2 separate regions of the Homo sapiens genome follow, and region 1 is linked to region 2. Evidence: chromatin loops called from intact Hi-C (ENCODE). Cell type or tissue: right lobe of liver. All regions are shown on one strand. Each heading gives the region's core, and the rest is flanking DNA. Links, peaks and the distances in the headings are about the cores only.

Region 1 (10,393 bases), core at 1-5,000, 50 kb before region 2:
CACTCAAGAATTAGGCATTGCACGTTGTTTTCATGTCTCTCCAGCTCCCTGTAATCTAGAACAGTCCCCCTCTTTCTTTGCTTTCATAACAGTGATAGTTTGAAGAGTCCAGGCTGCATGTCTCGTGGAATACCTCTCAACTGAGATTTGCCTGATCGTTTCCTTGTACTTGGATTCAGGTTAAACATTTTGGCAATAAGCTGCTTGGGTGATGTGTATCCTATTCTGTGCATGCTGTAAGGAGCCACAGGATGTTTTGCTCTTGTTGCCCAGGCTGGAGTGCAGTGGTGCGATCTCGGCTCACAGCAACCTCCACCTCCTAGGTTCAAGCGATTCTCCTGCCTCAGCCTCTAGAGTAGCTGGGATTACAGGCTCACCCATGATGGGGATGGGGACATTCTGGAGGGAGAGGCACTGGCGGGAAGCATCCTATGCCTGCCCCCACCCTTCCCATTTCTTTCCGATTCTTGACTTCGCTCCATCTCTCACCTGGAGTTCCTTCTTGCAACCGATCATGCAGCAAACACGGATTGGTGGCCTATGGTGCACGAGGCACGTGACAGGGTCCTAGATGCCATGGTAATGAGACTAGGTCCAGCCTTCAGGGAGGTCCCAGACAAGGGGAGAGACAAGCAAAGAGATGGCTGGCATGCACGGTGTCCAGCACTCCAATAGGTGGCTCTGTGCAGGCTCCACCCCACACAGGCATTCCTGTGCAGGCCATTTCCTCATACTCCCCTCTGGGCAACCCCAGGGGTCCATACAACCATGATCCCCATTTTTTTTTTTGAGACAGAGTCTCCCTCTGTCTCCCAGGCTGGAGTGCAGTGGCATGATCTCTGCTCACTGCAAGCTCCGCCTCCCAGGTTCATGCCATTCTCCTGCCTCAGCCTCCCGAGTAGCTGGGACTCCAGGTGCCCGCCACCACGCCCGGCTAATTTTGTTTTTGTATTTTTAGTAGAGACGGGGTTTCACCACGTTAGCCAGGATGGTCTTGATCTCCTGACCTCGTGATCCGCCCACCTCAGCCTCCCAAAGTGCTGGGATTACAGGCGTGAGCTACTGCGCCCGGCCTTTTTTTTTTTTTCCTTTGTGAGATGGAGTCTCGCTTTTGTCACCCAGGCTGGAGTGCAATGGCGCAATCTTGGCTCACTACAACCTCCGCCTCCCGGGTTCAAGTGAGTCTCCTGCCTCAGCCTATAGAGTAGCTGGGATTACAGGCGCCTACCCCACGCCCGGCCTTATTTTTGTATTTTTAGTAGAGACGGGGTTTCACCATGTTGGCCAGGCTGGTCTTGAACTCCTGACCTCAGGTGATCCACCCATCTTGGCCTTCCAAAGTGCTGGGATTACAGGCGTGAGCCACTGTGCCTGGCCTATGATCCCCATTTTATAGATGAGGAAACTAAAGCTCAGAGAGGTTCCCTTGCTACACAATAAGTAGCAGGGCTGGAAATGAAACAGCTTCTTCACTGCCTCTTCCCGGGGAGTGCTGGGCACGGCCTGGGGACAGAGAGACGGGGTATGAGGGAGTTGCAAGGATTCAGGGCGACTGGTGGCATCTTCCAGTCCTGCCACTTGGTCCTCCTTGTCTTCTCCTCTCTCTCTTTCTCCCCACCCTGCATACCGCAAAGAGGAGGTTAATGCCTCTCACGCGTCTTATCCCCCCACTCCCATCCCTCCTCAAGTCCCCAGGGGCTGTGGGGCCCATATTCCTCCCTGGCTCTCTTGGGCCCATTAGTGTGTTTACGCTGGAGCCGTCTCAGGGGAGCTGAGCCCCTACCCCTGCCCCACCGTCCTCCCGCCATGGAGAGTGGGCAGTGGAGTGGTGGAGGCCGGGCAGAGGCACGGGAGAACCTGACCCAGCGTCCGAATTCCTGCCCCCACGTCTCAACAAGTCCAGGGTGGCCAGAAGCCTGGAGAGCAACGGTAGCCCCCCGGGACCCCCACCTCTTCCCACACAGCCCCACCAGAGCCTGACAGGCTCTAATCTCAGCTGTCTTCATGCAGCCAGCCCTCCGAGCCCGGGGTCACCTGACGCTGACACATTTTAATTCAGAAGCTGATTTCTGCTTGTTGGCAACATGTCATTTCTGAAATTGCTTTCTCTGCCCAGAGGCGGGAGATGTCAGAGCTGCGCAGGTGTTGCAGTGGTGCCGCCCCCGCCCCACACCCAGCCCCCTCTCCAAGTTCAGGAAGGATTAAGGGGCGTGAGGGGGCACACAGGAGATCCTCAAGCTCTGCTTCTCATGTTTCCCCAAGTGCTGGGGGCCAGGGATGGGGGACTCCTGGAATGGCCTCTGCTTTCCTTTCCAGCCTGATGACAGAGGCCCAGGGTTTGGTAAATGAAGTTGCTGCTCTGCCAGTGCTGACAACAGCCACAGTAGTTGTTTTGCGCAGGCTTCATACAGGTACCAAGTGCTCTGCAGAGTGCCTCTCGTGTGCATTGTTGTATTTGAATCTTATGACAACGCTCCAAGTTGGTGTCATCCCTCCTTTGCAGCTGAGAAAACCGGGGCTCAGAGGGGTTAGACCACTTGCCTGAGGTCACACAGCAAGTATGAGGCGGGGCCAGCTTTCAGACCCAGTGAAGGCGACAGCTGGACTGGGATTGGGAGGTCTGGGAAGGGAGAGGCCGTGGAGCTGGGGAGGACTATGGCCTGGCTTCTCCTATATTTGCTTCCTGACTTGGTTCAAATATCTCCAGTGAAATTTGTGAACTCCCCCAACTTCCCCACTCCTGCAACCCATCAAATAGTTATTTGCTCCCTCTTTTATATTTCCTTAGCTTTTTTTTTTAGACGAAGTCTTGTTCTTGTTGCGCAGGTTGGAGTGCAGTGGCAAGATCTCAGCTCATCACAACCTCCACCTCCCGGATTCAAGCGATTCTCCCGTCTCAGCTGCCTGAGTAACTGGGATTACAGGCATGCACCACCACGCCTGACTAATTTTGTATTTTTGGCTAATTTTGTATTTTTAGTAGAGATGAGGTTTCTCCATGTTGGTCAGGCTGGTCTCGAACTCCCGACCTCAGGTGATCCACCCGCCTCGGCCTCCCAAAGTGCTGGGATTACCGGTGTGAGCCACTGCGCCTGGCCAGCATTTTTTTTTTTGAGACAGAGTCTCGCTCTGTCACCCAGGCTGGAGTGCACTGGCATGATCTCTGCTCACTGCAACCTCCACCTCCCAGGTTCAAGTGACTCTCTTGGCTCAGCCTCCCAAGTAGCTGGGACTACAGGCGTGCACCACCACGCTCAGCTAATTTTTGTATTTTCAGTAGAGATGGACTTTTATCATGTTGGCCAGGCTGGTCTCGAACTCCTGGTCTCAAGTGATCTGCCAGCCTCAGTCTCCCAGGGTGCTGGGATTACAGGTATGAGCCACTGTGCCCGGCCGCCTTAGCATTTTGTGTATGTTTTGAGTGACAGCCATCTGTCAATATTGGCATCTTTTGTTTTATTGGATGAATGAATGAACAAATGAATTTATAAATCTTGTTCTCCATACTGTTTACCCATCCTCATTTCCCTCACTTGGCAGTGTCTTGCCATAGCAGGCTTCCTGGTGTAGCTGGCACCACATCCCTCCCTGACACACGGCCTCCTTATTGCCCCTGCTACTTGCCTTTTTCTCTCCTCCCTTTCCTTCCCTTCATTCCCCCTGGCTTCCCCTTCCCAACTCTCAGAATCCCTGGCTGCCTCAACCACAAGAACAAAGCTGTGCAGAAGCCTGAACCTGGAGCTTCTGCAAGATGAGGTGGGGAATGAGCTAACCCAGCTGGAAAGCAGCCTGCTGATCCCTGGGAGAGACGGCGCTTGGGCCAACCCACCCTCCCCAAGGTGGTCCCCTGCCTCAGCTCCACCCGCTTCCCCAGATGAACTTCTTTCTCTCCCTCCAGCGCTTCAGAGGATGCACAGCTGTGTGTACTTGACCCTGAGCCTGGGCTAGTGCTGGGGACATAGCCAGTCTGGCTGATACCCATATCAGTACAGAAAGCTGTCCTCACCCACTTCATGCACTAGTTGCATTGGTATGAAGCATTAGCTTTATAACTATCCCATTTACTGCAGGCATAAACCTATATCAATTGGTGGGGATGGAGGTTAAATGAGAGAAGACATCAAAGATGCATAGAACTATTGGGCCCCTTTCAATTAATAAATAAAATTTGTAGGAGGCCATTAGTTTGTACTGTGCTCCTGTAATGGACCCAACAGACCAAACAAATATGGAGTCACTCATGCTAAATGCAATTAACTTGGGAGTATACTCCTAAGTTGCAAAAAGTGGTAACAAATAGCTGAGTTTTGGGGCAGTTACAGCAGCTGAGCATCTGTCAATGTAGGTGGCCAGGTGATTCAATTAAGGATGCTGTAACCAATTAAGCTGTATCTACACCTCACTTCTGTTTTCTATCTACAAATACTGCGTGATCATGTTGCTGGTTGGAGTTCTTTGAATAAGCTGTGGTTCGGAGGGATGCCCAATTCTAGAATCATGAATAAAAGCCTATTAAGATCTTTAAACAAAATTTATTGTCATTTTGTCTTTTGACATTTTACAGATGGGCAAAGTGAGGCCAGGTGAGCAACAGCATCTGTTTTTTTTGTTTGTTTGTTTGTTTTTTGAGACTGAGTCTCACTCTGTCACCCAGGCTGGAGTGCAGTGGTGCGATATCAGCTCACTGCAAACTCCACCTCCTAGGTTCAAGCAATTCTCCTGCCTCAGCCTCCCGAGTAGCTGGGATTACAGGCGTGCACCACTATACCTGGCTAATTTTTGTGTTTTTAGTAGAGACGGGGTTTCACCATGTTGCCCAAGCTGGTCTCGAACTCCTGGGCTCAAGCAATCCACCTGCCTTGGCCTCCCAAAGTGCTGGGATTACAGGCATGAGCCACTGTGCCCGGCCAGCAAGAACATCCTTAACACAAAGTTGGAGTCATGGTAAAATGAGGTCAGGATTGGGCAGGCACTAACAGGACTTTGGAAGTATAGCATTGCTCTATCTCCTGATAATTAATGAGGGATACTGTTTATGTTCCCATTTAAAAATTAAGCCTAAAAAATTGAAATTGGGATCCATTTCACAGAGGATGGTCAAATGTCCAAGAAGAAGGGACAGGTGGTCATTAAAATTCAGATAAACAGAGTTCCCAGTGAGCACTGTCTTGGGAGTAGAACTAAGCAAGCAAAGTCACCTTTCTTCTCTGAGCCTCATTCATTAAAAAAAAAAAATCTCTATATAGATATCTTTCTATAGCAATCTCTCAGAGAGGGCCAGGCGTGGTGGCTCAAGCCTGTAATCCCAGCATTTTGGAAGGCTGAGGTGGGTGGATCATCTGAGGTCAGGAGTTTGAGACCAGCTTGGCCAACATGGTGAAACCCCATCTCTACTAAATACAAGAAATTAGCCGGGCATGGTGGCATATGCCTGTAACACCAGACACTTGGGAGGCTGAGGCAGGAGAATCGCTTGAACCCAGGAGGTGAAGGTTTCAGTGAGCCAAGATCACTCCACTGCACTCCAGCCTGGGCGACATAGCGAGACTCCCTGTCCAAAAGAAAGAAAGAAAGAAAGAAAGAAATCTCTGAGAGAGATAGATAACACATGTAGCACTCCTACTATGTGCCAAACACTGTGCTGGGCCCCAGGGATGAAGCAATTAGTGAGACAGGCGGAGTCCCTGCTCTTAAAACACAGAAGACAGATAAACAAGTCATCACTATTCAATGTGATGAAACTGACAACCCTACTCACCCTGGGCAGCCAAACTCAGTGGCTGGGAGCTAGAGATAGGGAGAGCAGGGAGACTTTTTACTCCATTTCTTGTTGCTTTTGAATTCTGAACCATGTGAATGTATTCCTGATCCAAAATAAATAAAAATAAAATGTGATGAGTTTTCACAAGCGGGAGTGTGCTTATGGGAACATCAGCAGGGAGAAGGGATACCGACCTGGCCTAGAGGATGTCAGAGAAAGCTTCCCAGAGAAGTGAGAGCCCAGCTACAGCCTGAAGCTTAGGGAGGTGTGGGTCAGGTGGGGAGTTGGAGGGAGAGGGATGCAGGTGTCAATGGAAGTTTATGGTGCTGGGTGATAAACACCAACGTTGCAGGGTCACTGGGAGGATTAAAAGTGTCCCCAGAAAGTGCCTGGCACACAGGATGTGCTTACTGTATGGTAGCTATTATTATTCCTCAATTATGGTTGCTGTCATTGGCAGAGGCTAGGGAGAGGGGACCCTAAGGCTGCCACTGACTCTACTGATATATTCCTGGGCCTCTGAAAGGCCTTGGTGACAGGAACTCATAACACTGCTGCGGCATTTTACAGTTTACACTAATCCAATCCTGGGTACAGGAGGGCAGAAAGAAGTTTGAAGCTCAGGGTGGCCCACTAAGGGGGGTTCTTGGCTCTTCTAGAATCAGCTGTCTGTCAAGCACAGGACCAAAACAACCCCACACTGTCTGGTTGCTCATCTTATGTCACAGACCAAGAAATTTCCCCATGCTAGGAAGGGACAGAACTCTCTCCCTGCCCCAGACCCAAGGCAGCAGCATACCGTTCATAGCAGTGAAAACCAGTGTTTCTGAGCACCACCAATGCACCTGGTGCTGTGCAAAATGCTTCACTTGGATTTGATTAAATCCTTGACCTCACAACCACCCTACCAGGAGCAAGCTACTGTAATCACTACCCCCATTTTACAGATGAAGAAACTGAGGCATGCAAAGGTTAAGTAACCTGCATGAGTTCACATTGTCAAGCTTTGACTCCAGGTGCCTCTTAGCCCCTTACTGACCCTAAAGCAGAGCTCTCATGTCTAAAATTTCCTCTGCTTGCCTGCTCAGCTCTTCCCTGCAGCAGGAAGAGAACCATTTCTTCTGACTCTGCAGAGCCTACTAAGTGCAACTCAACCTTTATTCGTATCCTAGACTTAGAACCCATGGAGGCATGAATAAGATTTTGAAAATCTGATTTCCAGGGGGGCCAGATGGTCAGGAGTTGACTATATCTAGATGCAGGATGGGGAGGCAATGAACCACTCACTCAGAGATGTCCCCTTCAGAATCAGGACCTCTGGGTATGACTGCCTTAGCCAGGCAGGAAGTGCCTCCCTGGGCGTGGCGGGGGTGGCTCAGCATGTCTGACCCCCAGAGAGCTGTGGGGCCAGCTAGCCACAGGGAAGCAGAGCTGGAGACCAAGTCCCCTCTGTCCTTTCTTGGAAGGACATGGAAGTCACGTCTTAACCCATAGCTTCATCATGGCCTTAGTGGAGACCAGCCAACTGTCAGGGGTCATGGCCATCAGCCCCCAGTTGGCTAAATGGACCTCTGAGTCCTAAAAGGCTAATTAAGACCTCTGACTTCTGTGTTCTTGGTCCCCTGTCATCCATACCTGTGCTGTGATTATTAGAGCATGCCTTTTCTTCCCTCCCAACCCTGGATGGAGGGGGTCCACATAGCCCTCCCTCACCCTCCTTGCCACAGACACCAAGCCCTTGTTTATTCTGAAAGTGTCAGTTGCATTTCATGAACTCCTAAGCGGGACCTTGGACTTCTGACTCCTAGAAAACAGAAGGCAGCTTCTACTAGCAACCAGACCCCAGCTTTGCACTCAGGGCTGACATTCTTTATCGATGGACCTCTCTGTGACTTTATTTCTACATCATCTGTAAAATGAGGATCGAGATACTAACACACCTACATCGCAAGGATCATGTTCGTTAAAACAAATGCTTAGAATAATGCCTGGCATATTGTCAGCTCTAAACAAGCATTCTCTGCAATTACTATTATTACCGCAAGTATCATCCTGAGCAGCCCCTCCCATGCCACCATTTCAGCCCGGCCTGCATCTCCACCCCTGAGGCCCTGCCTCATTCTTGGGTCTGCTCTATGTCTTTTGTCCCTCATCCCTCCTCCTCCTCGCTCCTCTTCCCTCCCTGTCAGTCCCCCGCTGCTCCTGCAGTCTTGTGCCGACTAATCATGCTGCTGTCAGTTCAGATTAGAGCCCATTACGTTCCTTCATCTCAGCTTAAAATTTTTGTGGTTTCCCAACTCTGCCTAAAGTGCTCCACGAGGGACAAGGGCCATCCAGCTGGAGGGTGCTTCAGGAGGAAGAATTCGGGTCTGTGAGTCCCCTGGTGGGCTTTCCTCCTTCCTGCCAATTCGATAAGAGGCTGGATGGTGGGGAGTGGGCAAAGGAGAGCAGTCCCTCCTGGACTGCCATCAGGAGCTCAGGCCCCGAGACCAGGGAGCGGGAGGTCTTGGCATCCCAGGACCCTCGAGGTAGACTCATACTGGTGTCGTGTGACAGCACTGCTCTGGGACCACATTTGGTCACTCCATTTGAGAATTCCCAGGGCTGTGAAATTTTGCAACTGAGAGACTCCTGGCAAAACCACTGTGCTCAGCCCCTGAACCGGGGTCTATCTCCTTCAGCCACAGGCATGGCCTGTCTTTGTGATGGCGTTGTCCATAGTAACCCTTGGACCTTGTCACAAGCCTGCCTTCCAACAGCCCAAGCTCCAAGGATCTCACCAGCCATGGGGTCCCTCAGGAGCCCTGGGCAAAGCTCTCAGGAAGAGACAAAAGCAGAAGCAAGAGGCACGGGCGGGGGTTGGATGCAAGGAAGGAAGGAAGCCAAGAACCACCCGTTTTAATGCTCTTGTTCAGTGGGCCTGGTATTGAGCCAGGACTTTGCCCGCCTCATCCTATTTAATTTCCATTAACAGCCCCTGAGGTAGGTGCACCTATCACCACTTGACAGTTGAGGAAACTGAGGCACAGCGAAATGAAAAGCCCTTGCCTGAGGCTGGAAAGGGGAAGAGCAGGATTTTGAATTTACGTTGCAAAGCACCTGATGGGGAGAGACAGGAGGGCGACCCCTGGCAGCCTCAGGGCTGTCTGGCTAGTCTCAGCCTCTAGAAAAGTTGGGTCCAGACCCTGAAATTCTGTGTCTGGGTCTTCCTTGTCCTGTGACTTGGGTATTACGTGTTAATAATCATATTTAACCTTTGTGTAGCGCATTCCTGTTTACAAAGTGTCTTCCGTGGCCTTTCTTTTTGAGCCTCGCCATAGCCCACAGGGCAGGCAGGGGTGCCTTATCATCCCTCTTTTGCAGATAAGGAAACTGAGGCTCAGAGAGATGAAGCCTCTTGCCAAGGTCACAGATGGAAGATGACCCAACCAGAACCCAAAGCAAGGTCGCCAGGGCCCAGCTGTGCAGTGAGGACACCACACTCTGACCTCTTTGATGGATGGTCTGCATTCACCCCACCATCTGCAACGTCCTCAGTTGGGCCAAGATCTGAGAGGCTTCCAAGGGGTACGCAGCCAGGGGCTCTCATCTGGGCCCCTCAAACCTTCTCCCTCCCAAAGCTATCAGTTCAGTTGGGAGGATGTCAGTTTGTCTGTACGGAACACCAGGGAGAAAATTATCACCGCCATGAAATGCTTCCCGTTCCACATGACCTGACAGCCTTCCAGCCAGAAATGTCCTTGCATGTGGCCCAGTCTCATCCTCTCACTAGGCCTGGTCCTTCTTTATCCCCTGACCAGAGGACTCCCCTCTGCAGGGGCTTCAGGAACCCCAGAGCTTTCTTGGCTCCAAACTAAATGGTCTCTGTTTCTAGTGAAGGTTAATGGCAGTCCTTAGAGTTTCCAAGTTCCTCCTTTTACTCTTTTTTTCTTTTCTTTTCTTTTCTTTTCTTTTTTTTTTTTTTTTTTTGAGATGGAGTCTTGCCCTGTCACCCAGCCTGGAGTGCAGTGGTGTGATCTCAGCTCAGTGCAACCTCCACCTCATGGGTTCAAGTGATTCTCCTGCCTCAGCTCTGGAGTAGCTGGGATTACAGGTGTCCACCACCATGTCCAGCTAATTTTTGTATTTTTAGTAGAGATGGGGTTTCACCACGTTGGCCAGACTGGTCTCGAACTCCTGATCTCAAGTGATCCACTTGCCTCGGCCTCCCAAAGTGCTGGGATTACAGGTGTGAGCCACTGCACAGGCCTCCTCCCTTTATGCTTGGTGGCTGGAAATGTCACACCCCTGCCTAAAAACCCCAGGTAAGTCCCTCAGCTCTTCCCCACCATCCAGCTTACCTTCCCAGACCCATACCTCCAATGCCCCTCAAGGTACACCACAGCCCCATCCCCTGAGCCAAATCACCTGTCTCTGAATGCTGACCACGTGTTCCCAGCTCTGTGCCTTTGTATGTGCCAGTCCTACTGACAATGACTTTCCTGCCTTTGTCCATCCAACTCACTCCTGCTCAGCCTTAAAGACTCAGCCGTAGAAAGCACTTCCTCTTCTGAGCTTCCACCATCGGACTGATTTTCCCTTTATGCCTGCACTAGCATTGTAGGTGTCTGTCCATCTGTCCATCTCTCTCCC
Region 2 (11,062 bases), core at 145-5,144:
CAGAGGTGAAAATTACCTGGTTGGGCTGGTCTGAGACAGAAAGGTGGAAGTTCACATGGTGGAAACGTTTTTCTGATCAGATAGAGACAGATGATTAGAACTTAGGCCATTTGTAGAGAAGGCAGCATTTCAAAGCTGCCTGCGGGCAGTTGCCATTGTGCCGAGTATGTGTGTGGCTCCAGTGTCAGGTGCATTAAGATGTTTTTGCCCCTAGTCTGAGCAGCAATTTGGAGGAATTTGTTAACAGATGTTTAGGGTTAGATGGACTGCTTGCCTGAGTCTGTCTGAAAGTGTGTTGGTTTGCATGTTTGATTTTTCAGAACCCATTGTCCCTGCCCTTTAGTCTTAACCAGATCATTTCCTGCACATGGCTGTAGAACATACTGGCCTTTTCTGTGTCCTGCATAATATATTCCACTAAATGAAGTGTGCTTTGGCTTTTTGTATTTTGTTTTTTTACAGAGGATTATTTTCTAAAGAGATGTTAGCTTTCTAAGCCAGTTGTTAAAATTCACATCATTTCCTGCTTTGTAGATGTTTAACCCTCAATGCTGCATCCTTGCTTTGCAATAAATTTTCCCAAGTGTTTCAGGCTGTGCCAACATAGTTTTTGCTTCCCCAGACTAAGCAGTCAAGTTACAGTGTTTAACAGTTCAAAAATTTAATGAACTATAAGACACACTAAAAGATGTTTGGATTTTAGATCGTTATAATGTAGTATTCAGGCCTTTTTTAGGCCAAGGATGATCGCTTGGGATTATTTTGTTTTTTGCCAGCCTGGCGTGATGCTGTGCACACCGTCAGTTCTTAATAAACATTGACTTGCCAGATGAAACTTCTTCCTGGTCATTCTACCATATGGAGCTATAATACATTTTTCTGAGAGATAATGGCCCATCAGCCATACTGTTTTAGATGGGAGGGTAAGAAAGATTTGTATGTGAATGGCATTTCATAAGTGCTAGTCAAATTACTGAAGAGAAGTCTCTGAGTCTTTCAAACGCCAGCATCTTCTGACACACTGGGCATTAGCTGCATGCAGAAAACTAGTTAATTCAGGCACTAGGAGTAAAGCACATGATGAAATTAAAAGACCTGACGCCTATCTGTGAGGAGCTCCCCTGTTAGCAGGGGCAGTTGAAAACACGTATGTGCAAAATGATTCCAAATCTGAGCAGCAAAGAAACAGTGGCATAACCTTTTTTTTTTTTTTGGACAATTGAAACTGGAATTTAGGTGGTAAAAACAGCACTAGTGGAGCAGGGCACAATGACACACGCCTGTGATCCCAGCACTTTGGGAGACCAAGGCAGTGGATTGTTCAGGAGTTCACCATCCTGGGTGACATGGTGAGACATTGTCTCTACAAAAAAATATAAAAATTAGCCGGGCGTGGTGGCGTGAGCCTGTGGTCCCAACTACTCTCTGGAGCCTGAGGTGAGAAGATCACTTAAGCCTGGTAGGTCAAGGCTGCTCTCTATCCTGGGTGACAGAGTGAGAGCCTGTCTCAAAAAAAAAAAAAACACGAAACAAACCCCAGCACTACTTGGCAGGAGAGCTTGTGATTGGCAGAAAAGAGAAGGGAACGCTCTCACAGCTGGCGAGGACTTGGCTCCTGCCTATAGTCCACTTTCAGAGCAAAAGTAGAGCCACCAGGATGGGCGTTGGTGTTTCCCTCTACAGTGTGGGTAACAGGGCAGGCCCTGCGCTCAGTACCCACATTCCCAGCTCCACTGGACTTCCAGCTCTGTGATCACTGGACACACTTCCAGCTGTGTGATCTTGGACAAGTTATTCTACCTCTCTGGGCATTTTTTCATCTATAAAATGGGGAGGCCTGTGGACAGATTCCTTGAGCACAGGAGTTGGAGACCAGCCTGAGCAACATGGTGAAACCCTGTCTCTACCAAAAATACAAAAAAGAGAAAGAAAGAAAGAAAAAAGCTGGGCATGGTAGCATGCACCTATGGTCCCAGCTACTCAGAAGGCTGAGGTGGGAGAATTGTTTGAGTCCAGGAGGCTAAGGTTGCAGTGAGCTGAGATCGCGCCACTGCACTCCACCCTGGGTGACAGAGGGAAACCCTGTCTCAAAAAAAAAGAAAATGCAGAAGCACAGCCTCCTCTATCCTTAGTTAACTCTCAGTCTACTTGGAGAGGTAAACTATAGATAAAATAGCTAAAGGACACGAGCAAACATTTAACACTGCATTAAGGGGAAGCCATGGAAAGGAACATTTGGAACCAGCTAGGTTAGTGAGTAGTCAGAGAAAGCCTTTAGGAGACACCCAATGAGGTCTTGAAGGAATAGCTTTTCCTAAGAGGAGATCATGATACAGAGACAAGTATCGTTGGAATGAACGATACTTGTGGAGTGGAACTCATTTGGAGAGTGACAGATCTGAGGAAGTTCCTCTTCTGTGTGGACAGAGGCCACCCCAGGCCTTTGCTTTGCTTTTTCTTATCCATTAGGGTCCGCTGATTCTTTCACCAGCCCCTCCGGCTGTTCTGGCTTGGCCTTGGCCAAAAGACAGAGCAGTGAGACCCCAGGAACTGACTGATAAGCAAAGTTAATCAAGTGCCTGTGTTTCTTTCACAGGACTCTGACACCACCATACCAATGGACGAATCACTGCAGTTTAACTCCTCCCTCCAGAAAGTTCACAACGGCATGGATGACCTCATTTTAGATGGGCACAATATTTTAGATGGACTGAGGACCCAGAGACTGACCTTGAAGGTGGGGTCCCTGCTGGGGGACAGAGAGAAGGCCTCTTGTTTTAGCCTCATCCAACAGTTTAGTAACTGTGTTTATATTTTGATTACGTGTCCTCAAATTGTGATATTTTGATGACAAGACAGAGCCCTTGAGTTTGGGATCCTTTCTGTTGGAGTTGAGTTATTGTGAGCCTGAAAGTACCCAGTTCCTTTGCCAGTGCTTGAAACAAACCATGAAGTGGCCTCTCTTAGGATCCAGGTCTTTTCCCATTTACTGAACTTATCATGAAAGTGAGTGCTACTACGAGGGGTCCAATCACAGGCTGAGAAATTGTGTTACAGAATCTACTCTTGGAAGAATGAAGACGTGGCTGTCCTTTGGTACCTCGCTTTAAGGTGGCTTTCCCTTAGGACCCCTACTGTGGACTGCCTTATAACTAAAACCTTTTGTATTTTAGTAACTGAATCCCCACTGTGCAGTGTTAGGGCTGCCTGGTTGTTTGCAGTAGATTAGAGCTTTAGAAGCTTCTAGAGCTTCTAAAGCCCGTGCTGGTGATCCCAGCGACTCTTCACTCCCTAGCCTTAGGTATTCCTAGAAGCCCTGACCAGTTGGCACTGCTGAGACTCCAGCCCCTGGGAGTGGTTTACAGAAACATTACACAGACTCTGATGTCAGTCATGATGTTTCAGCCTCTGCCCTTTTCCTGTATCAACCCTGATGGATAATAGGGCGTGGGTTCTGTCTGTTATCAGGGTGTGGTCCCCTGTGAATGAAGCACTCCCAGCCACTGAGCTGTGAGAAACAGTCACTCGGAAGTGTGAGCTTTATCTTAGTTTTTGTTGGATCATGTTGAGTCTGTCAGCTCCACAGGACTTCAGTACGTTTCTGAACAGTCCCTGCCATCTCTACGGGGGAGAGGGTCAGGCAAGCTGCAAGTGACACTCACCTCCTGCTGACAGTTGCAGTGTCTCAGATGGCCTGGAAGGGTGGTCTCCAGCAGCCTGCTGGGCGCTCCCCTTTCATGAGAGCCACCTGCAGTGACCTGAACTGATACATGTTGATTAGTCTGCCCTTTCTTTAGAAAACTGCTACTCTCCTTTTCATATCTCAGAAAAACAGTAGAGGCCTTTTAGGACCAAACTCCATGTCACACTGATGAAGAGCCAGTGGGGGTTAGAGCGTCCTGTTAAGGCACATGCTAACTTCCCACTCAAGTCTGGCAGCGCTGGGGCATCAGCACACCTCTTGCCACCCACACTGATACCAGAGGGGAAGGCTGTGAGGTGGCTGGGGGTTGAGACTTGAGGTTTCTAACTTTCCTCTGCACACCTGTGGCTACCTGGTGTTTGTCTCTTGATTCCCTCCACCTGCCTCACACCCTGCCTCCGTCGGGATTTTCCACCTACACCATTCAAAAGGAACATAGGAGAGGGCATGAAGGGGCTAGGCTGAAGCACTCTGATGACTGGGGCCAATTTGTGGCTGAAAATGAATACATTTTTTGAAATTTATGGTCATTTTCAAGTGATTTAGAAGGTTGATCCTTAGCCTCATACAGTGATGAAATAATCTGTGTGTTCAGAGCCAAGCAGGACTTTAGCAAGAGTCTGATTGTATTGTCACTATCTCGGGGAAAAAAAAATACAAATACATTTCTCTGATCTCTGATGGCAATGAAGTTTGACTTGTAATTTCTCTGGCTGAGGCTTCTTAATTGCTTTCTGGGCAGAATGTAGATTTTGGATTCCTGTCCATGATGCCTAATGTTGATCTCACTTTCCTTGTTTCTCTCAGTTGCTCATTAATGTGTATTTATTAAAAAAAAAAAAAAAGGATATGGGGCATGAGGTTAGATGCCATGCATATAAGTTGCAGTGGGTGATATGTGCTGAGTGACTTGGGGTCTGCCCCGGCATTCACTTATACTTGTTTCTTACTAAGAAATTGAATGTGCTTTAAGCTGAAAATTAGAAAGCAGTAGGGAAGGACAGGCTGGATGGTTTGGGTTGTTGGTTTAGGAATAAAATGCCCTTTTGTTTTGGTGGTGGGTGATGCCATCTATAGAAGGGTTTTAGGTCATTGTGTTGGTGTCTTTCCGTCTTTCCCACTTGAGACCCTCTTGTAAATATGGACTTGACCCACCCATTGTACTCAGAAGAAACCTCAAAGATTGTACTCTACAAAGTAAATAGGTTGGTATCAATGATTATTGGAACTAGAGAGCCGAGGACAAGTTTTTTGATGTTGCCTTCTTTTTATAGTATAAAATATTCTAATTTTAAGTATTTTTGTTGAGATATAATTTACAGACAGTAAGGTATACAGATCATATTTTTACAATTCAGTGAATTTGGGCAATTGTATCAGCCTTTGTAACTCACACTCCCATCAAGGCCCGGACCATTTCACCTCTGAAAGATCCCTCGTACCCCTTCCCAGTCAGTTGACCCCTCTGCCCCAGGCAGCCACTGTTGTGATTTATTTCACCATAGATGAGGTTTTCTTGTTATTGAACTTCATATAAAGGTATTCATGCTACTCTTTTCTATGTGGCTTCTTCCTCCCAGTATGTTTCCAAGGTTCATTCATATTGTTACCTATTTAATTCCATGTTGGTAGTCAGGTACTTTTTATTGCAAAGCAGTATTCCATTGGTACAGGTTTACCATAGTTTGTTCATTCATCTTGTGATTAGTGACACCATTGTTTTCAGTATGTATTTATTTATGTATTTTTTGAGACAGGGCCTCCTTCTGCCACCCAGGCTGGAGTGCAGTGGTGTGATCTTGGCTTACTGCAGCCTCGAACTCCTGGGCTCAAGTGGTTCTGTCACCTTAGCCTCGCAAGTAGCTAGAACCACAGGTGCACACCACCACACCTGGCTAATTTTTTTTTGTAGAGAAGGGGTCTTCACTACGTGCCCAGGCTGATCTCGAAATCCTGGCCTCAAGTAATCCTCCCACCCACCCCTCCCAGAGTGCTGGGATTACAGGGATGAGTCCCTGCGCCTGGCCTGTTTGCAGTTTTTAGATATTCTCCTGTGTTTTTTTCTAGAAGCTTTAATTGTGGCTTTAGCTTTTATGTTTAATTCTATGAACCATCTCAAATTAATTTTTATGTATAATGTGAATTGAGGTTCAATTTTTACACACATATCTGTAAGAGAGATACATATATATAAAATACATACCTGTGATATTATATAGTCAGTCGTTCCAGCACCATTTGTGGAAAAGACTTTTCTTTCCACTTAGCGTTGCTCTGGTACCTTGATCAAAAATCAGTCGACGACATGAGAGTGGCTCTATTTCTGGCTGATATTGCTTTCTGTGTATTCTGGGCATGACCAAGAGAATGTCTGTTGGCAAAGCTCCATCTCCTGATGCCATTCACCCACTCTTGGTAAAGCGACTTGATGTTTGTTTTTTTTTCTGTTCTCTTCTGCCCCAGGGGACTCAGAAGAAGATCCTTGACATTGCCAACATGCTGGGCTTGTCCAACACAGTGATGCGGCTCATCGAGAAGCGGGCTTTCCAGGACAAGTACTTTATGATAGGTGGGATGCTGCTGACCTGTGTGGTCATGTTCCTCGTGGTGCAGTACCTGACATGAGCCAGCCACGCTCAGTGGCTGAACAGCATTCCCACAGCCTGCAAGTGTGTGTGTGTGTGAAAGAGAGAGGGGGGCCCAGAGGCCGCCTTTTGAAATGTTTGCCTGTCTGAACTGTGAAGACACTTGGGAGTGATTGTGGTCTAATTTCCAACCTGCTCTGTTTTCTGTGACATCTTGGAGGGGGAGCTAGTGCCACCACCATGCGCGGTGCTTAGGAAATGAAAGAAGTCCCGGGTCTGTCTCTCTCACTCTCGCTCTCACTGGGGGAGGGAAAGAATGGCTTTGGTGGCTTTGTTCACATAGCTGATGCGTGCCCTGGGAAGGTGTCCACAGTGAGCCCTGTGTGCAGGACTGTCCACACGGTTCACACCTTGTCACCATCAGGCCTTTCTGGCTCCTGATAGGGTGGAGCAAAAGTGGAAAGGAAAGGAAAGAGGCCTTTTCTCACAGCCATTATATTAAATAGTAGGTCGATTCACATCCTCGTGCTCCTGGCCACCCTCCCCTGTGCCTCAGTGACATGTAGATGACTGACTGCCAATACTTGTCACCATTCCCTGGAAGCAGCTACCTAGGGGAAACAAGATGTAGTGCTATTGCCGATAACAAGTAAGATTTTCCACACTACAGCTGGGTGTTTCTCTTTTCTAAAGTGAGGCCAGTGTTATTTCCCGGGAGTGTTCAGTCTTGACCCTAGTCACTGATTTTTTCTAGTTGTTAATAGAGTGGTTGGCTTTTAAGGTTCAGAGACTGTGGCTTGGCACCTGCGCCCAGGCTTTGTGGGCCTTTGCCCCTTAGAAAGTAGCTGTAGGCAAAGATTTGTGATTTTCCAATTACAGTCTCAGCTCTAGTTTTAGTATCTCTAATTCTTTGGTTCCCTTCTCTTCCCTGAAATATATTAGCACCTGCCAGCCAGGCCCTCATTTTGCCCAGCCAGTGTGGGCAGATCCCACCGTGGAGACATCTGTAGTGTGTATGTCCTTGTAACACTCTGTTTTCAGGGACTACAACCTTTTTCCTTCTGTGACCAGCCCCGGATTCAGGCTGTACTAATACCAGGTATATTGTGGAATTTAGTATAAAGGCCAATCTGTCCTGAAGTCCATCTAATGTGGTGAATCACTGAAAGTCTCAGAAAGACCTGGTTAGTGTATGTTCTCATTTACCACAGGCCTACCAGCCCTGGGCACAGCAGCTTCATGGCAAGACATAAAATGACACTCAAAATCCTTCAGATCTGGAAACCGGCTCAGTATTAACCCTACCTTTGGTTGTCCTGCCCTACCTGCTCTGTTAGTTTCTTGTTGCTTGAACTGTCTTCTGTCTTATTTCCCTTCCTTTCTGTGTTCCTCTTCACCTCTCTTGTTCCCCTCCCCGCTGCTCTGTAGTCATGTTGGTCCTTTCAGGCACCTCTGTGGCATAGCTCCCCTTTGGTAAGTTTTCTTAATTGTCATAGATTAACTGAGTTTCCTGGATGCTAATTTCACACTTTCGGTTGGAGGAGATCTCCATTGTTCCTACCCCTCCGGGCCAAATGGGCCCCAGGTTTCCAAGGAAGGAGCAATCTGTGACTCCTAAAATGGGTTGGGGCCCTGCCAGAGTTAAAGCAGTGACTGGAGGGTGGACTGGGGGGTTGCAGCATCTTTAGACCTAGATCTGTCTAACTCTGGGGAGGCACATTGACATTTCCATTACACACAGCACTGCTGCGGTGCCAGGGACCTAGCGCAGGACTTTTGGTAATCCATAAAATGGATTCTGAGACTGCGACGGCAAGGCTGTCCTGTCCCCCAGGCACCCAAGGATCCTGCCAGACAGCACACTTTGGAGGAAGGTCTGCAGGGAGCAGCTGAGCCATTTGTTCTTGAACTCTGGGAGGCAGAAGTCCCCGCACCCATCATGCGTGGACTGATAGGACATCTTTTCGTGGTGTGCACCAGTGCTTTCCACACTTGACAGTGGTTGGCTTTGATGAACCCTCATGCTGCACCTTCAGAGCCAGTCCTCTAGTTTGGAATAAAAATTGCAGAGGTGGTTTTTGGGTCTTTACCACCTGCGGCTGGTGGACAGCAGCCAGTGTGTCTGGACACCCAGGGGCATTGAGACTGCATGTTGTCACATGACCACTTCTCTTCACACATCTGCTTTCAGTGCCTGGTGAAAAATAGACCTTGGCCTAACAGTGTGACTCTCTCCACCGCCTCAGTGTAGGGAAGGGTCCAGGCCAGGGAAGGAGCACCCTCTAGTGGAGGCGGGGGTGAATTCTTAGGTCGAGCTGATGCAAGAAACTCCGGTAGCCAGCCTCTGTGACCTTGTACATGAGTTTGGTGTGCCTATTGTGATTTAAAACAGGTGGGTTATCAAGAGGAACTTGAGATCTCTTTATTACATGGACATTTACTTCAGGGGGACCACTGTAAGAAAAGCCAAACTCCAAGACCAAGTAAGTTAGAGGAGTCTTGATTTTTTAGACTTCACTGCGGAGTTCTGTACACCCTTTGCCCTGATGAATTTGAATGGGTTTGATTTGCAAATTTGGATTTACACCCATTGTTTTGGAAGCACATCAGCTGAATAAAGTTGAGGTTTATTTTATTTAGAAAATCACATTTTGTAAAAGAATTCGATATTCATTTTTATAACTAATGGCCCCCTTTTTTTATGTTTCTAGGCCAGAGATTCTCAAACACTGCTCCATGGCCAGGGGCTGGGCTGGCTGCTTCAGAAGCAGTGGGGAAGCTTTTTAAAATTACATATTCCTGGGGCCTACCCCAGATCTGAATTAGAACCTTTTTTAAATCTCTAAGGTGATTTTATTTTATTTTTTATTTTTGAGACAGTCTCGCTCTGTCACCCAGGCTGGAGTGCAGTGGCGCAATCTTGGCTCACTGCATCCTCTGCCTCCTGGGTTCAGGTGATCCTCATACCTCAGCCTCCTGAGTAGCTGGAACTACAAGTGTGTGCCACCATGTCTGGCTAATTTTTTTTTTTTTTTTGTATTTTTTAGTAGAGACAGGGTTTTACTATGTTGACCAGATTGGTCTTAAACTCCTGGCCTCAAGTGATCTGCCTGCTTCGGCCTCCCAAAGTTCTAGGGTTACAGGTGTTAGCCACTGTACCTGGCCTCTAAGGTGATTCTGATGTGTGTATTTTGGAACCACTGTCTCCTAGACAGAAAGCTTCTGTCTCAAAGATGATCACATTGGTGTAAAGAGCAAAACTTGTTAAGTCCAAAATAAATTCTTACTGTTTATATCCTACCTTAGTCCAAAAAAGATTTGAGGAGACTTTGAGGAAATAACTGAAACAGATACAAAGAAGTGAGGCACAAGAACAAATCAAGTCAGTGTAGAATGTCGACATCAGGACAAGGAACTCAAACGTTGTAACACCCTAAGAAATGTTTGGGGAACCCTAATTTGACTTTCAGCTCCAGTAGCCAAAGCAAAGAAAGAAACGTCATCTGTTACTGTCTCAACCGGGGGGTGACATTTTCTCAAGGGAAAGCCTAGGCCCTTCATAAACAGCTTGCCTGTAGGCCTCACGGAGGTCAGACAGGGATTTTCCTGGCTCCATCCCTGCCAATCTGAAACCCTCTCACTTATGTTCTCCATCATTTATCCTCATTATGCAGACAAGGGGCTGAGCTGTGGTGACTGTGAAGGCCTCACAGGAGTCCGAGAGGAGCTGGCCCCTCATCCAGCTTGGAACCATGGGCCCACTTAATCTCCCACACTTCTCGTGGGGTGCTCTGCTGGGGTCTGGGGGGATTGAGAGGTGTGCAGGGGACTGAGATGGTGCAGCCTGCTGGCATGGACTATAGAGCTATAAGGTGTTTGCTGCAGACCCTTCAGATAGTATAGGGCAAGTTCCCTGTTGGGAAATAATTTCCTAACTGGAAGGGGAGGGAATCTGAAGTGAAAGCTGTCCTCAGGCCTTGCCCCTAGGGGGCGGCATAGCCCTATCTGTGGCTAGTGGGCCCTGAACACACTGCCTTAGGCCTGCTGTACTTAGAAGCTGAGAAAGGAAAGTGTCATTCCTTCCCCATTTTCTGTGTCCTTTTCATTTCATATGGAAGGCACATGGGAGAGGAGTGTTCAGGGGTGCTGGGCCCCCAAGTGCTGTTGGTAAGTTCCCCACCATGGAGCCTCTGTGAGCCATCCCTCCCCGCCTCATCCCCATGTCCCTCTAGTACAGGGTTCCCAACCTTGGCTCTGCATTGGAATTCCCTCGGGAGCTTTAAAAACCCATGTGTGGGTCTTCCATTCACCCTCTTATTAATTGGCCTGGAGTGCAGCCGGGGCATTGGGAGTTGCCCAAGGCGATTGTAATGCCCAGGGGTAGGGAGCCGATGGCTCTAATACAAGAACATCAACCCAAGGCTAGCCCGTCCCCCATGCACTTCCCCTGGCCGCACCGTGGGAACCACTTGCAGAGACCAACTAGGGGCAGGGATGGAAGCCTGATTCTCCCTCTGGATCAGAAGGAGCCAGATCCCTTGTGGCCATTGGGTGCCCCTCATTAACTGACACCTCTCTGCTGAGTAAAGCACCTTGATGTGACAGGCCAGCTCTTCGCTGCCCCTGCAGTGCAGCCCCCAGCCCTCCCCACCACCCCTGCCTGGTGTTCCGTCCTCCCTGGACTGCTTGGTCTTCTCAGAACATGCCACACACTCAGTACAGCTGCACCTTTGCACAAGATGTTTCCTCTCAGATGTGCCACAAACACCCCCAC

What was found. Peaks named below come from ENCODE experiments on the same cell type or tissue, not always from the same donor. Only the 100,000 strongest peaks of a DNase experiment are listed, where the experiment ranks them.
Region 1: a loop joins it to region 2, with 2.6 times the contacts of the local background. A loop is called at or near these places in 3 of 110 quality-filtered maps.

Annotation. Positions count from the first base shown.
Region 1 is chr17:46,882,208-46,892,600 of GRCh38, forward strand. It overlaps a transcript of LRRC37A2 not described here and a transcript of WNT9B not described here. Among named protein-coding and RNA genes, the nearest start is that of LINC01974, 25 kb to the right of the region's middle. RefSeq lists a silencer at 7,356-7,650 and an enhancer at 7,773-8,273. In right lobe of liver, for the core only: no CTCF peak of the experiment used is centred there; no DNase peak of the experiment used is centred there.
Region 2 is chr17:46,932,433-46,943,494 of GRCh38, forward strand. It overlaps GOSR2 (golgi SNAP receptor complex member 2), which reads left to right. Exons shown (of 6, transcript NM_004287.5): 5 at 2,597-2,737; 6 at 6,167-9,588. The coding sequence ends at 6,328. It also overlaps a transcript of LRRC37A2 not described here. Among named protein-coding and RNA genes, the nearest start is that of GOSR2, 15 kb to the left of the region's middle. RefSeq lists an enhancer at 10,424-11,062. In right lobe of liver, for the core only: no CTCF peak of the experiment used is centred there; no DNase peak of the experiment used is centred there; H3K27ac peaks cover 345 bases.